2 separate regions of the Homo sapiens genome follow, and region 2 is linked to region 1. A link is a loop called in an ENCODE intact Hi-C map of the cell type or tissue named here. Cell type or tissue: Calu3. All regions are shown on one strand.

Region 1 (8,000 bases):
GCTGTAGTAGATAATGTCCAATGGGGAAAAATGTTTGAGTAGAGACTAACTGCAAGTGATCAGTTTACTGTGCATACCTTTATGTTATTCTCCCTACTAGAGCATTGGACAGTGAACACTCAGATGAGACTCATCTCTGTTATATGTTTGAATTGACTTTTTCTTCCTATTTTTTTCCTTGGCATTCTACTGGGGATCATTGCATATGAATGTGCAGTTTATGTCTGTAGAAGGTGCCAAACTGAGGGCAACAGGGCAAACACACAAATGCCCCTTGGAGAAGAGATACCTTCTTCTTTGCACAATTCCATGCTCACCTGTGGCAAACCTTTAAAAAATATAACAAAGGCACCACATACACCAAAGCTAGCCCTGGTTCCATAATTCTCTTCCTCATTCCACTTCAACCAGCCATGTCATTTTGCAGGTTCTGGTACATTCCATGCAAACTGCCTCCACAGGGCCTTCAGACTTACTGTTATGTTCCCCCCACCCCGCCCCACTGCCTTTTTGTTTTCTAAAACATTTGAAAGTAAGTTGCAGACATCATGCTATTTTATCCTAAATGCTTCAGCACATGCCTTATAAGAACAGCATCATGCTTCCACAGGAACATTAGTTTTCATATCTGAGAAACTGAACATTAATAATATTATTCAACATACAGTTCTATTCAAAGTTCTCCAATTGTTTTATGTGTTTCCCCTATAAGTTGTGTGAATGTGGTTTTTAATATTTTTACTTTTTAGAATCTAACCAGGGATCACAATTTGCCTTTGGTTATCATGTGTTCTTAGCTTCCTTTAATCTATAATCATCTCTTTTGTTTTGTTTGTTAATTTGTTTGGCCTTTCGTATCTTGACAGTTTTGACAAATTCAGGTAAACTGTTCTGGAAAATGTTCCACAATTTGGAACACATCAGGTTAAATATTTTGTTCAGGAACATGACAGCAAGGTGATATTGTGGCTTCCCATTGTATCATATCAGGAGGTACATAATGGTAATTTGTCCCATTATTGGTGATGCTTACTTTGATCCCTGGGCTAAGATGTTCTCACTATTGCAAAATTTCCCTTTTTTTCCTTCATAATTCATAATAATCTGTTGGGTGAAATGCTGACAATGTGGAGGTCATTTTACTCTATGTTTTTAAGTAATATTTGATGATTGTTGCCTAAATCAATTCTGAGATTGTTTGCAAAATAGTTATTTTCTAATTGTATCATTTCTTCCACTTATAGTAGCTGGCATACTTTTTTTGAGGTTTTTTTTTTTTTTTTTCCTGCTACCCCCTCTATATTTAGTTGACTTAAAATGCAATATGTTATGATTTTTTTTCTTTAATGCTCAAATAGTCTCAAATTTGGTCAGCTGGATCTTTCAAACTTGTCCTTATGCCTTTTTGTTATGTCCCCATTAATCATTGAGGACCTTCTTGTTTTCTGACATTATAAGAACATTTAAAATCATCAGCGATTTTTCTTGCCCTCAGCCATTTTTCCAAGGAACTGAAGTTCCTTTATGGGGAGAATGGTATTTAGAAACTAAGATGTTGGCACCAGATGAGCACATCAATGTTAGGTTGGGCATGACCAATTTCCACTTCTACTGTATCTGGTCCATTTCCATTCCTCTTTCTCTTGTTCCCACTTATCTAATTTTGGATTTTATGCAATTAAAGCATTTACTTCCTTTGCATTTTCTGTGGTTAAGCAGTTAATTTCATGTGTTTCTACCTAAAATTCTATGTGATTCCTAAAGATTGGCAAGTGGTGAGAATCCCTCTGTCTTCATCTGACAATGAGAAAGCTCTAAAATTCCACACGTTATTCAAGTATTTTGCAGTCACCTCTGTTTGTCTTTCATCTGATTTTTACAGATGTTCTAAAGTTCCCAAAATAAATAGAGGTAATCAGTGAATCACAATATCTGGAAGATAAAGCAAATGCTTACCTGTTTGCTTTGCCATCTGCTCCATTTTAGATTGGATCAGTACATATTCAGTCTCCCCAAACAGTATGCACTTCTCAAATACCCATGGTGACTGGCTCCAATTCCATCTGGTTGTTTCTGATTATTTCATTACAGCTGTTCAGATTTATAAACCCAGCAATTAAAAGAACTTAGACATGTTAATACTTATGTAGCCCTTAACCACCATGCCTCAAAAGAAAAATTGGGAAAGGTTTTACAACACATTGTTTCATTGAAGGGACTGTTATTAGTTTAATGAAACATGCTACACATGCACATTATTTTTAAAGATTTCTTTCTTTCTTTTTAGAGTTGTCAAGCCTTCATTTACAAATAGAAGATTAGCTATAGTTTATTTTAATTGTTCCAAATTTTACAATGGTGAAAAGCAACAATACAAATCCCAGATTTTTTTTCCCCTAGCAATGTTTCTATGGGAAGATTAAGAGTGTCTGCAACTTGTTCTAGAGTAATAATTTCAATTGGCTCAAGTCCATTAACTGCAGGGAAAAACACCTGGCAAGGCGGTTGGTAGCAGCCCATTCTTGTTAACCTTTCAGCCTTCACAATAACTATCAGCAGGCACTGAATCAGGGCCTCTAATAAACTGGCATTAAAGCTGCTGACAGCTAATAACTTTTTATGGGTTTCCAGAACTAAATAAAAGAAAATTCTGATTAATTAGAATCAAACAATTTTCAAATTCCATAACCCCAGAATTAAAAAAAATTTAGACGTATAAAATAAAGTAAATATTAATACGGCCTTTCAGAAGACATTTTCAGCATAAACAAAATAGATTTTAAAGTACATTATTTTAGCTATTTTACTCCAGTTTAACTTTCTGCTACCATGCTCTTTTTTTTTAGTAAAAGAGAAAATAGCTAAGAAATTGAAAACTTAGCATACCAACTATAGAAATAAAGTTTTAACTGAATTATTTCAACATGTCAAATAATTTTGCAAGTGAATTATAGAAACTCTTTAATCTTCAATAATTGTGGAAGAGTAGAACTCAGGAGAGACATTTTAAGGAGAGTATTTAAAAGCTTCACACACATCGATTTTCTTCTTTTTGCCTTCCTATAAGAAAACCAATCTGCAGGTGGACTGTATCTGTAACCTGTTCACCACTGGTTAGGTGGAAACTAAGGTGGTCTTGAGGAGTTGCAGGAGGAAACCAGAGTCGAAAAGTTACGGAAACACTATGGTTCTTTAAGGAAATAGACATAATTTATTTTCTTTCTTGAGCCAGATAGCTGATGTTCAGTTGCTAGATGCAACTCTGGTAGAAAGAAGGCATGGGTAGAGATTGAGTAGGGAGTCAGTTTATATCACTGACGACTTTAGACAAAAACAATTGAGAACCATCATTGTACCAGAATGGAATGTGCGAGGTTTCTTAGGGGCTAGATTCAGGTAACTATGGTGATAGGAGGATAGAGAAGCTCTACCTATACCCATGGCTCAGCTCCTGTAGATGGAAGGAAATAAAGTTGTTTCTGAGAATGGAGAGACACCTGAGACAGTGAGTGAAGACGCAATACAGTGAGGTGAAAACTTCTCCTAACTTCTAAGCTTATAACACAACCTTGTAGGGTGTGGCGAAAACCATAGATGCTATGGTTTGAATGTTTGTCTCCTTCCAAACTCATGTTGAAATTTAATTGCCATTGTAACAGTATTAAATGATGGGACTCTTAAAAGGTGATTAGGCTATGAAGGCTCTACCGTAAAGAATGGATTCATGCTGTTATGGAAGTGGGCTCATTATTATGCAAGTAGATTCTTTATAAAACTATAATTTTGTCCCCCTTTTCTATCTCTCACCCTCCTTTTGTCCTTCTCTTATGTTATGACACAGCAAGAAGTCCCTCACCAGATGCTGGTACTTTGATCTTAGACTTCTCAGGCTCCAGAACTATGAGAAATAAATTTCTGTTTATTGTAAATTAACCAGTCTGTGATATTTTGTTATAACAGCACATGACCGACTAAGACAGTACCCATGGCTGTTTGCATGAAGGAGTTAAGATTCTGTAGAAACAAATTCAAGTAAATCTTCACCTTTTTAGCATGGAGGGAGCTTTGGAATAAGGGTTTTTGTTAAAGAATGCAAGTATTTGCCAGTGGGAGAAATGTAGTAGGATAATACTTTGAGATATGGACTGTAGTTCTTTATAATCTTTCTTCTAGAGAAGGTAGCTAAAATATTCCACATTTATGTTTCATGGAATAAATATGACCAGAATCAGAAACAGAGAGAGAGAGAAAAAAAAAAACCCAACTTTTGAAAGGCCATTTGAAAAGACTTTTAAAACTCCTAGTTGGGTGAAAGACTTTGGAATTTCTAAAGCTTAAAGTTAAAATAAACAATCAAGTTGGAAAAACTCATGATCAGAGAGAATTAGTATTTCCCAACCCTAGTGACTCAATAAAATTTGCTTGGACTGAGAAGAAAGAAGTAATCAGAAGATAAGTAAGAGCGTTTATGTATGGTAGAGCTGCTATGCTCTGCCCCTCCATACTTGCTTGAAAACTGGAAAGGCACAGACAAATCCCAGATTTGAAAGCAAGATCCATTCTCTTCTTCCCAGTGAATAACCAAGAAAATCCCAAGACCAGACCTCCCCCTGGTGCCCAGTATCATGTGAGAGCAAAAGGAAGGCTTCAGTGTCATGTCTGAAATGAGAGAGCGTAGAGCAGCCTCACAGAATTTCTCACAACTTACAGCAGCAATGGAAAGCAGCTGGTTGTTTTCTCTCCTTCTGAGATGTTGAAAACATCAGAGACAGAGAGAGAGAGAGAGAGAGAGAGAGAAACCGAGACAGAGAGTGCACCACACCTGGAGAGTTCCTACAGGAACTCTTGGGAAAACTTGAAGCCAACTTACATAGGTCAGTAACTGTTAGGTCCTAACATGTTTATCTCAGAGGATGCAGCAGGAGGAGCTCTTGAATAAGGAAAAATACCATCTCCTCATTCCCTTATATTGAGGCATCACCTAAGAACCCTCGATTTATGACAAAACCCCTGGAACAAAGGTGATTATCTTGACTTAAGATTTCATTTTGATCAAATGGGAACCAAAAATACAAAATTAACTTAAGATATAGGAAAACAAACAAATTAACACTTTTTGCCCACCTGAGTTTTGTGGAATGACATTCATACCCATTACAGTTTATGTCTTAGTCCATTTTCTGCTGCTATAACAGAATACCACACACTCAGTAATTTATAAATAAAAGAGACTTATTTGGCTTATGGTTTTTGGGACTGGGAAGTCCAAGATCAAGGGGCTGCATCTGGTGAGGGCCTCCTTGCTGTTTCATAACATGATGAAAGATATCACATGGTGAGAAAGGGCTAGAGAGGCAAAAGTACTTGAGACAGATAGAGGAAAAGGAGGGCAAACTTCTGAGATAATGGCATTAATCCATTTATGAGGGCAGAGGTTTCATGATCTAATCACTCCCTAAAAGTTTTACCTATTAATACCATCACAATGGCAATTAAAGTTCAGTGTTGGTTTTGGAGGAGCCATTTAAACCCTATCAATTTGTATTTAAGTTATTTGTGTGCCAGCTTTAATAAATCCTTTTAGATGGTGAATTTCTATAGGACATTGGTTGCCTCTCTTTTTCTGATTTCCAGGCATCTTAAAAATAGTAGGAACTTAATATATATTTGTTCAATTGTATTGAATAGCTTAATCCAAAACATTCCCACTAGTAAATTGTCTTGGTAACCACCTTATTCATATATTATTATTAGCCCTGGTGCTCAAGTACTTTTACTCATTCAATGAGTCATCTGATATAACCAACTACAATGAACATCAGCTAATACAAAGAAGGCATAATAGAGAAGCAAACCATAAGGCCATCATGACTTGAGCACATAGAGAACCAGTTTCAACAACTGTTGTCACTACTTCTTGAAGTACTATCTTCACTTGGTTTCTAAAACACTCTATTCATCTAGTTTTCCTTCTATTTGTCTAATCCTACTCAATCTCTTTGCTGACATCTCCTTCCTTGGTCTTATTCAATCATTAGGCTATAAAATTCTTCTGTACACTAAAGACTCACACATTTATATACACATCTATCTGCTCCACACTTCTCTCTTTAGCTCCAGCTGCCTACTTGACCACTGTATCTAGGTGTCTAACAGGCTTTTAAAACTTAACATGTTTAAACTTGAGCTCTATATTCTCCCCAAAGCCAATGCCTTTATCAGTTTTTTTCCCATATTAGTAAATGACAATTTTCTATTTCCAGTATCTTAGGCCAAAATCCCTGTTGTCATCCTGGACTACTAATTTTCTCCTGGACCTCACATCCAAGTCCTCAGGGAAACCTAGCAGCTGAACCTTTAACTATATCCAGGATCTGACCATTCTCAATACATCTACTGCTGTCACCCAGGTCTAAGCCATCATCTCTTGCCTCCTATCTGACCTCTGTTTTTACCATTGCGCTTCTATAGCCTTGCAATGGACTCAATGTTTATGTTCCCCCAACATTCGCATGTTGAAATTCTTACCCATAGGTGATGGTATTAGTAAGTGAGGCCTCTGGTAGATGATTAGGTCATAAGACTGAATCTGCTTTTTATTAATGCCTTTATAAAAGAGATCCAAGAAAGCTTGTTTGCCCCTTTCACCATGTGAGGGATCATCTATGAACCAGAAAGTGGGCCCTCACTAGAAGCTGAATCTTCTGGTGTGTACTTGATCTTGAACTTCCCAGCAACCAGAATAGTAAAAAATATTTTGTTATAGCAGCCTGAGAGATTAAGACAAGGCTGTTATTAACACAGTGGCCAGAGTGAGCCTTTTAAATTGTAATCAGATCAGGTCTCTCCTCTGGACAACTATTTCCATAGCTTTAAAACTCAGAGTAAAAGTCAAGATCCACACTATAACCTCTCTGCATGTGATCTGGCCTGCTGTTACCTCTCAATCCTCATTTCTTCCTCTGAGGACCTCAGCAACTCTGTCTACTTACTGTTTCCCCAGCCTATCCAACATACTCTCAAAACAAGGGCTCTGTACTTGCTGCTCTCAAAGAACATTCAATAGAATGTTCTTCTCTATCATATTGTCATGGTTATTAATATTTACTTCCCTCACTTTCTTCTGATTTTTATTCCAAAGTTTCATGGGTTTTTTTTTGTTTGTTTGTTTATTCGTTTTGTTTGTTTGTGACAGGGTCTCACTCTGTCACCCAGGCTGAAGTGCAGTGGCTTGATCAAGGTTCACTGCAGCCTTGATCTGCTGAGCTCAAGCAATCCTCCAACCTCAGCTTCTGAGTAGGTGGGGCTATAGGTGTGCCCGACTAATTTTTTCTTTTTTGTAGAGGCAGAGTCACTATGTTGCCGAGGCTGGTCTCAAACTCCTTGGCTCAAGTGATCCTCCCACCTCAGCCTCCCAAAGTGCTGGGATTACAGGTGTGAGCCACCACACCCAGCCCAAAGTTATATTTTTGTAAGGACTTTTCTGTCCATTCTATCTAAAATTTCAATACCTAAGTTCACATTTCACAGAGCTCTTTCCTGTTTAATAATTTCTCTTTTTTTTTTTTTTTAGCACACGTCACTTATTTACATGTTATATATTTTACTTATTTATTTTGCTTATTGTCTGTATGGTGCTTGATAGTGTCTTGTTCACTGTATTATATCTGGTCCTACAATAGTGGTTGACATATGGTAAGTCCTCGACAAATATTTGTTGAATGGTCATTGAGCAAGTAAATGAGTATTTACTAAACTATCAGCAGATTATTTTCTAGTTTTATTTAATAATTTATGGTCATATGAAATAAAACTATTCATTAACAAAAAGTTTAGAATGTATTCTATTCTTTTTCAGTACCAAATCTAGTATTTCTCATCCATCATCCTGCAGATGGAAAAAAAATCCATTATTAAATTGCTTCTGTAATACAAGTTTGCATACAATAAAAGTATAAAATATTTTTCAACCCAGAGTACAAGATAAAGTACTTTTCTCC
Region 2 (8,000 bases), 380 kb after region 1:
TCTATTTCCACTTCTGTCAGATGTTCCATTGTGTTCTCAGATTCCTCCTACACATATAATGAAACTGTACTGGTCTTGGAGTAGTGGTGGTATTTGTCCCCCACTTGCTTATATTTTAGGATTCATTATTATACTTTATGGCCAACTTTTGTTGTAGATGTTGTCTACTAATTTTTGGTATCTGGTTTCTCTCTCTGTTGTTTTGTTTTATTATTGTTTGTTTTCTGTGGATTATGAAACATTAAATAACTATGCCGTCATTGACTCATTCCATAATCCAGTTGTTAATTTTTGATGTAGGGGCAAGAATAGCATTTTCAAATTACTAGGTAAAAGAGTTGAATAAGTTGTAGACACAATTATAGACAATTGTAGCTATAAAGTTAATAATCTCACAATATAAGAAAAAATACAATCATGTTTTATCAGAATTTTGATTAATTTTGAACTTTGCAGAATTTTTTATTTTATCTTTTGCTTATAATTAATCTAATAATTCATCAGATTTCATCATATCATGTATTTGTTTAGTATTCTCCATGGCCAGTCTTAACAAAACTAAACTAATTCTACTTTGTAATGAGTTAATTTTTTCAACATTAGCCATTTCTGATTTAGAATTTAGCATAAATAATTCTCTTTCTTTTTGTTACATGAAACTACATTTTTGCTCTTTACTAAAATTTATTTAAAATTTTATTTTCAATACTTCTAAAGTAAAACATTTAAGCTAGATTATTTACTTCCTTAACATCCTTTATTTATTAAATGAAGCTAAAATTCTGCAGTTCTCAACATTTCTTCCCAAATACCACATATGAAGAATAAAATTCCCATGAAAGATACAGTCCTTCTCTAGATGGTGTTTGAGATGTGAGAGTAATGTTATTTATGGGAATAACCTTGACCAGACTGTAATTCATAAAAAGTGAATCATTCCCACACTGCAGTACTTTAAATATTGTTTATAACAAATTACCTGTAACACATCCTCATGACTGATTACAATACACCAATTTGTCACTGCTCTGTAGCCAAAAAAACAGTGGATTACAACAAGTTGACCTTTTCAATGGCTTTTCTAAAGGATTTGTGCAAATCTTACATTTTAAAGGAAGCTCCTTCTCTGTGTTGTAAAATGTCATCATAATTTGTCTTCACTGCTGTAGGTATATTTATTTACTCAGGGGAATTACCTTGCCTCAGGAAGAAGATATTTGTTCCTGGCATTCCTTAATTTCACCAGAGAATATACTTTTACAGAACCATTATTTACTTCATAAACATAAACTTATTAACACACAATTCTCCTCTGGTACCAGAGCAGTCACATATAACTGATGGAGCTACGAGGATCTGTTGTCTGAGAAATAATGATATTATAACTAGTTGATATTTTCAGATACTCGTGTTCCCTGACCTCTCTTGATCTTTTAAAAATGCATTGAGATATGTTTAGGACCTCACTCTATCCATTATTTATTCATTGAAAGGTATAGTTCTAAGGCAAAATTAATTTTAGAAGAAATTTGAAATGGAGAAAGTCTTATTTCCTGGCTGCCACAGAGCTTGCCATGGGGCAAGGAGAGAATCTATCTGAATGTAGCCTTTTAAAAAATTTACTAATTACATGGCCTCAGCTGTCAAAAATGTCATTTTCATTTGTGAGAAACTATTTTTCTTTTGTGGATGATTACCTGTTCATTCTCTATTAGGGCGCTTTTCTTCATATGTGATCAAGTGTCTTCTTTACATTTCTTTATAAAACAGTGTACCTCCCCAAGTAGGCTTTTGTAAGTACATACAACATAGCTACACGGAAATAGAAAAATGTCTGTTATGTTATATAATGAAAACATTGCTATTATAATTATTTGGATTTTATATTAGAAATAGCTGCCTGTTTTTTTAAGCTAATGAAGAAAATAAAGACATGCAAGACCAAATCCCCAGGTAATAATGAAGCTTCATTTTATCTATAGCAGTGATTTTTTTTTTTTTTTTTTTTTTTTTACCAAGCCTATAATGGAACTTCCAGTCAGCAGTCATATTAAGTTTATCATCAATTTTTATTGAATGTTTGATGATGGGGTAGAGCAGGTAAAAATAACGCAGCATGTAATGCTCTAAAAAATAAAAACAAATTATCTTGAATTATAAAATTAAGATTTATTTCCCAAATAATTTTTCACATTTAAAAAAATTGAATTTAATTGTCAATCACCTTGACCCCATGATCCATGGTTCCAGCTTGCAAACTACAGAAATAACTTTGGCTGTATTTACTAAAAAATGAATTTATCAAAAGGATATTAGGTAGCTCAAATAATTGCTAAGATTTAAGAAACTGTAACAGCCTGATTATGTCCAAAACTATACTGCAGATCTCGTTCAATAAGGGCATCCCTTGACTCTCAGGACCAGGCACCCAAACTTCCAAGTACTTCCACCACCACATTGGACCCTGGGTGCTCTGACAGCAGAGTAACCAGTGCTTCCTTTGTAAACTTCTTTCTGCTTTCACCTCCCTGAACTCTAGGAAGTATTCATCATTTTTCCTAATTCATATATAGGGTGGGCATTTGGATCTGATTGGTAAGATCTGGGTCATACATGCATATGCAATTTGTGAAAGATACTGGGAAAGTGAGTATTTGGAAATTTTCATCTCTACCGTTGATATAAGCTTTATCCCCTATGCAGAGTTATCAAGTCCCCAAAATATAGACAGGAGCTTCAGATACTGGTTTACCTACAAAGAAAAAATCTCCCCTACAAAATTTATCATGTTTTCTGCCAGATGATTATTTTAAACAGTATTTGTTTTCTTTTTCTGTCTGTTTTCCTGGTTTGGATTCCGCAAATACTAATGAAACTGAACGAGAGCTTGGTTAGCATTCAAAATCTAAAAAATGTCCAAGTAATTTTCTTTAGTATTTCAAACTATTTCTTTGTGTATATTTGTGTCTCCGTGTGTGTAGTCAAAAGAGAAAAGTGTAGTAATTTTCAGAAGTTGAATTCCTTAGACTCTCTTTTGACTTCTTTTTAGAACTATAAGAAGCTCTGCCCTAGTGACAGTTGTCTAGTCATAAAGTAATTACATTGATTCTGACAGATTAATCATCAATCAACGTACCTTTAACAATTGTGAAGAAAATGCATTAACTTTTTCAAGTTTCTATCCTGAGCTTGGCCTGAGGGCTCAAGTGATTTAGTACCTTATTTGATTTTCTTTTTCTAAAGTTAAAAAACACAAAATATCTTTGATTTTTGCCTTTTATATTCTCTATGTTGCTTCCTGGACTCTGATTTCTGACAAAATGTCAAACAACTGAGGAGGAAGGCTTATTAAATGTTGCCTTTAATGCCCTGCCACCTGGAGGTGATTCTGGTTCTGGTTCAAATCCAGACTTCTGCCAGGATTTGGAAAAGCTGCTATTTGGCCTTGGGTCATACTCAAGCTGTGTATACTCAAAAACCTCAGAAAGTTTTGAAAATGGAATATAGGGTTCAATCAGTAATAAAGGCCTTCAGTATGTTTCACTGTTGTCTGAGAAAACTGACTGTAACCATCTTAGTTCACTACCAAATATTTTAATCTAAAAGACACTTACAAACAGAAATGTGTTTATTTATCCATAAAATATATTCATAAGAATGTTCATAAGAACACCATTCCTAATGTCCAGAACTGGAGAAAACCCAGGAGTCCATCAACAGGGTAATGGATAAATAAATTATGTCATAGTTAATAAAACAAAACACTAAATAGCAATGAGAATGAATGAATGACTGCTATAACAGGAATGTAGAATAATAATAAAAAAATTTTATTAAGAGAAAGAGGTGAGGCATAAATAATATTATTTTTTGATAGGCAAAACCATCTATTACTAATAGAATTAATGATATTGGTTATTATTACATGAGGAATAGTGATTGGAAGTAAATACAAGGGAGATTTAGTTACCTGTAATGTTATATTTTTTGATGCAGGTGCTATTTTCATGGGTATGCTCACTTAGTACAAAGTGTTTGAGTTGAACTCATAATTTTGTACTCTTTTAGTTGTATGCTATACTTCAGTAAAAGTTAAATATATAATTCATTAAACTCTAAATCATTCATATTGATAAATTTGAATATTGTTTTTACTCTAAAGATGTGTTACTACTTCCTAAATCAGAGTAACTTAAAAGTTTCTGTTTTTTTTTTAAGAGACTGAATATCGATTTTGATTGCCCTGACTGAGCACCACTCCCATGCTCTATTTATGAGAAATTCACTTAGCTCTCTTACTGGATAGGTATCTAGTAATGAACTGTAAGTAAATCACCTGTGAATGGCATTATTTTAAAATGAAATAATGTACCACAAACAGTTTTATTTGGATCTCATAGAAGAATGAAAGACATGCTGTTTGAGAAATAGTTAATACTATGATAATGCAAATGTGTATGTCTCCTGCACTAGCTCTTAATTCAAATTTTCTATGTTTACTCATGTAAATGCCTAATATTGTCATCAGCCTACTTAACTAGCCCTTGCTTATATTTTATTTGAATACAAAGAAATACTGAACTCCTAATATGTGTGTTGTTACAACATTCAGCATCTCTCCAATTATATTCCTTTCATAACTCACTGCACTATATTAACTGCTAGTCTTTTAAGCTGGAACATAAACTCCATACGGGACTATGCAATGCCTATCTTGCCCATTCTTTCATCTCCAATATCATTCCTACTGAATGACACATATTAGACGCTTAAATAATATTTGTAGGTGAATGAATATATCAATCCAACTAGAATGTTTGTGCAGGAACATCTTCCTGGCTTTTCTTAAAAAATGTATATGTTCTTCTAAATTCCAAATCTTGATAACAAACAGTTGACAAATTGAGAAAATAAGAAAAATTATCAGTAATTCTCGTGTGAGAACTAAGGCATAAGTATAAATGTAGAGACTTTACTGAATTGAAGGAATTAGCTAATAGCAAGTGAATAGCAAGAGCAGAAAATACTGACATCCATTGAAAATGAAGGTCAAGATTTCCAGGAACTGGAACAGAAACATATAGGGAAGGATCTGTCATGGTCTAAGTTACTTGTAGCTGCTACTATGGTATAAGTGTAAATTTGTGAGATTCTCTGTTGATAATGGTAAGTCATTCTTGCAAAGTGTACACTCATGTCTGTCGCTATCTATAATACATATACACATATATATTGCACTTGTACTAATCATATGAGTGGTATTCTAAGAAATAATAAGTTTAGGATCCTAAATAAGTACTTAAATTGGCAATTTCGGCACATTATTTTGTATCTTGCTGTTTGTTGCTTTGCTAGGAGATCAGAACTTTATGTTATTCAAAGACGGAATGGTCACTGATATTTTCCTGTATTTGAATTTTTGCTATAGGTTATAATTGTTAGTAAATACAATTAAATCCCACTAAAATAGTAAGAAATACTACTACTATAAATAGTACTAACATACTAGGTACTATTGTTCTATTTATAAATACCGCAAAATGCAGAAAAATTCAAGATTTCAGGAGTTCCTAAGAATTCATGGGAATTCCCATTTTGTTCTTAAATCCTGAAAATTAATATCTGTTGGATGTTTGGAAACAGCAAATTCAACTAGGTACTTGATCTTAGATGCTTTATCTACTGGAAAAAAACTATATTTATAAAATATAAATTATCTACAAAACAAGATATACTAAGTATATCTGGAGGTAGAAACTTGACTAAAGTTAGTAGAGGAAGATTTGAGAAGAAAGGAAGTTTCCTGGAGAAAGAGATGGTGACGGCCATACGGAAGAAGAGGTATTTGGGATTTCAAGTCTGAGTTGCACTGAAATAAATGGGCAAGGGAAAATAAGGGGAAAACTTTTAGACAAGAAGAATGGAATAATTAATGTATATAGGAAAGCAATTTTTATAGCTATATCATAGAACATTCTTTTTCAAAGAACGAGAGTTTATATTATGTGAAAATAAACTTTGAAGACCTTAATAAAATAGGTGAAAGTGAATTGTGATAGTACTCAAATAGTTGTACATAGACAGTGTCAAATAAGTTAAAATTTACCATAATGGCTTGCATAAATTTATATACTTGCTGCCTTCGCATGCATTTTAGTCTAGCCATAAGCTATTTGAAATAGAGTTATATCCCATTACTTTGGCCATGTTAAAACTTCTCCATCCTGGGTGGTTTTTGATATAGCCCACTCAACTCACTGACCCAAAACCCAACACACCTCACAGCTACTGACCACAATATAGCCTAGTGTTTAACATGGGAGCCATGTAAAAAAGTAATTACCCCCCTGCCACACATCTTTTAAACTAGCCAGTCTACAACCCGCTTCAGAAAGCCTTAGGGATAATGCCCATGTACCCACAGGTTGTCTGTATCTCACTCTCCACCCACTGGCTGAGCTCCTTGCTGCTTCCAAACTTTCTGTCAGCCTCCAGTCTGCACCTGTAACCTCTCTGGACCTGTGAGTAATAAATATCTTTTGTTTCATCCATTTTGATTTCCTTTGCTCATTGTGTCACACATGATACACACACCTAAATTTAAATTTCCCCTAGGTCATGGTTATCCTAGAAAGTGGCTATTTTGGAAAAGAGAGACCTCAATCCAAATTAGAACGAAAGAAATGACACAGATACTGAAGTTTTGATCAAGGTGTGGGAAAGTTATGTGTGTAAGGCATCAATGAGAACTGTGTGAATGAGACCAATATTGACATTAATTTAAAAGTAGTTTATATTCCGGTTTTGAATACACTATTGAAGCATAACTAATGTCATTATCTAAAATTAAAAACTCTTTAACAAAAGATGAAATGTACAATATAATATATGCTATTATTTAAAATGCAAAGATACTCAGGTTAGACTGATTCAAAAGTAATGTGAACATATCTGACATTGAGTTCATTCATTTATTTATTCATTCATATGTCCACCAAATATTTAATCATTCCATTATTTCCCACATACTACACACAGTTGAATCACTTTTGAACTATTTAGGAGTCCCTAAATAGAATCCCCACAGTGAGAGAATGTTTAGAATTTTTCAGGGGTAATGTTGAGGCCAGTATTGCTAGGATAGTGCATGGCTGGGAGGTGATAGGAAGAGAGAAGGGTGGGGTGGTGGATACAGTGCTTGCAGGTTGAGTAGAGCTTTGGAGGCCTTTGGAAGACCTTTGGTTTTTACTCTCAGTGAGATAGGTGCCTCTGAAGACTGTTAAAGAAAAAGGTGACATAATCCTTGTTTTTAAAAGACTAAAACTAAATTGAGAATAGACTGGGGACAAGCTAAAAAGCTTTTGCAACTAATTCAAGAAAAAAATGGTAATGGCTTATTGTAGGGTGATGGTTGCAGTGGAAATTGTTGACAAATGCTCTGATCCTGGGCATTCTTCAGTAGAGCTCACCAGATTTCCAGACATATTAATTATAGGTCAGAAGAAAGGTGAGCATTTTAAGTATTTCCAAATTTTAAGGAGGATAAGGTTGTGATCATTGTCATTTTGGATATTCAGAATAAAGCAAATATTTAGGGGAAGATTTACAGTTTAATTTTAAAATGTAAGTTTGGGGTGCCTATTAAATTAAAAAAAGTTATATTTTACTTACCAAACCATGATACTCTGATTTCTTTAGCATTTGTGGTTGTTATGTTGAAAAATTTAGCAGTAAAAATTATTTAAAATTAGACGTGCTGTTTTCAAGAATCTCATGGCAGAAAAGTGGTATTTGGAAAGCTTATAAAGTCATTGTTCAATTGATTTTTAAGAATTTTCTTTTTGACAAATTGAGCATTTACAAAATATGATAGTACCCATATCTTCCTTTTTTAAAAACTAGTCCCAGATGTTTAGTGTAAAGTAATACTTGTGGGGTTCAGAAATAACTAATTATGTGGTAAAAATAAATATTAATCAAAAAATACATTTCTAATTTAG

The links. A loop is a pair of places that touch in the nucleus more often than their neighbours do. Peaks named below come from ENCODE experiments on the same cell type or tissue, not always from the same donor. Only the 100,000 strongest peaks of a DNase experiment are listed, where the experiment ranks them.
Region 2: it touches region 1 in a loop (14-fold over the local background); 18 of 110 quality-filtered maps call a loop at or near these places.

What each region holds. Positions count from the first base shown.
Region 1 is chr3:94,331,608-94,339,607 of GRCh38, forward strand. No RefSeq gene overlaps it. Among named protein-coding and RNA genes, the nearest start is that of NSUN3, 270 kb to the left of the region's middle. RefSeq lists an enhancer at 567-3,378. In Calu3, no CTCF peak of the experiment used is centred here; a DNase peak (open chromatin) is centred at 4,904.
Region 2 is chr3:94,713,444-94,721,443 of GRCh38, forward strand. No RefSeq gene overlaps it. Among named protein-coding and RNA genes, the nearest start is that of LINC00879, 220 kb to the right of the region's middle. In Calu3, no CTCF peak of the experiment used is centred here; a DNase peak (open chromatin) is centred at 3,388.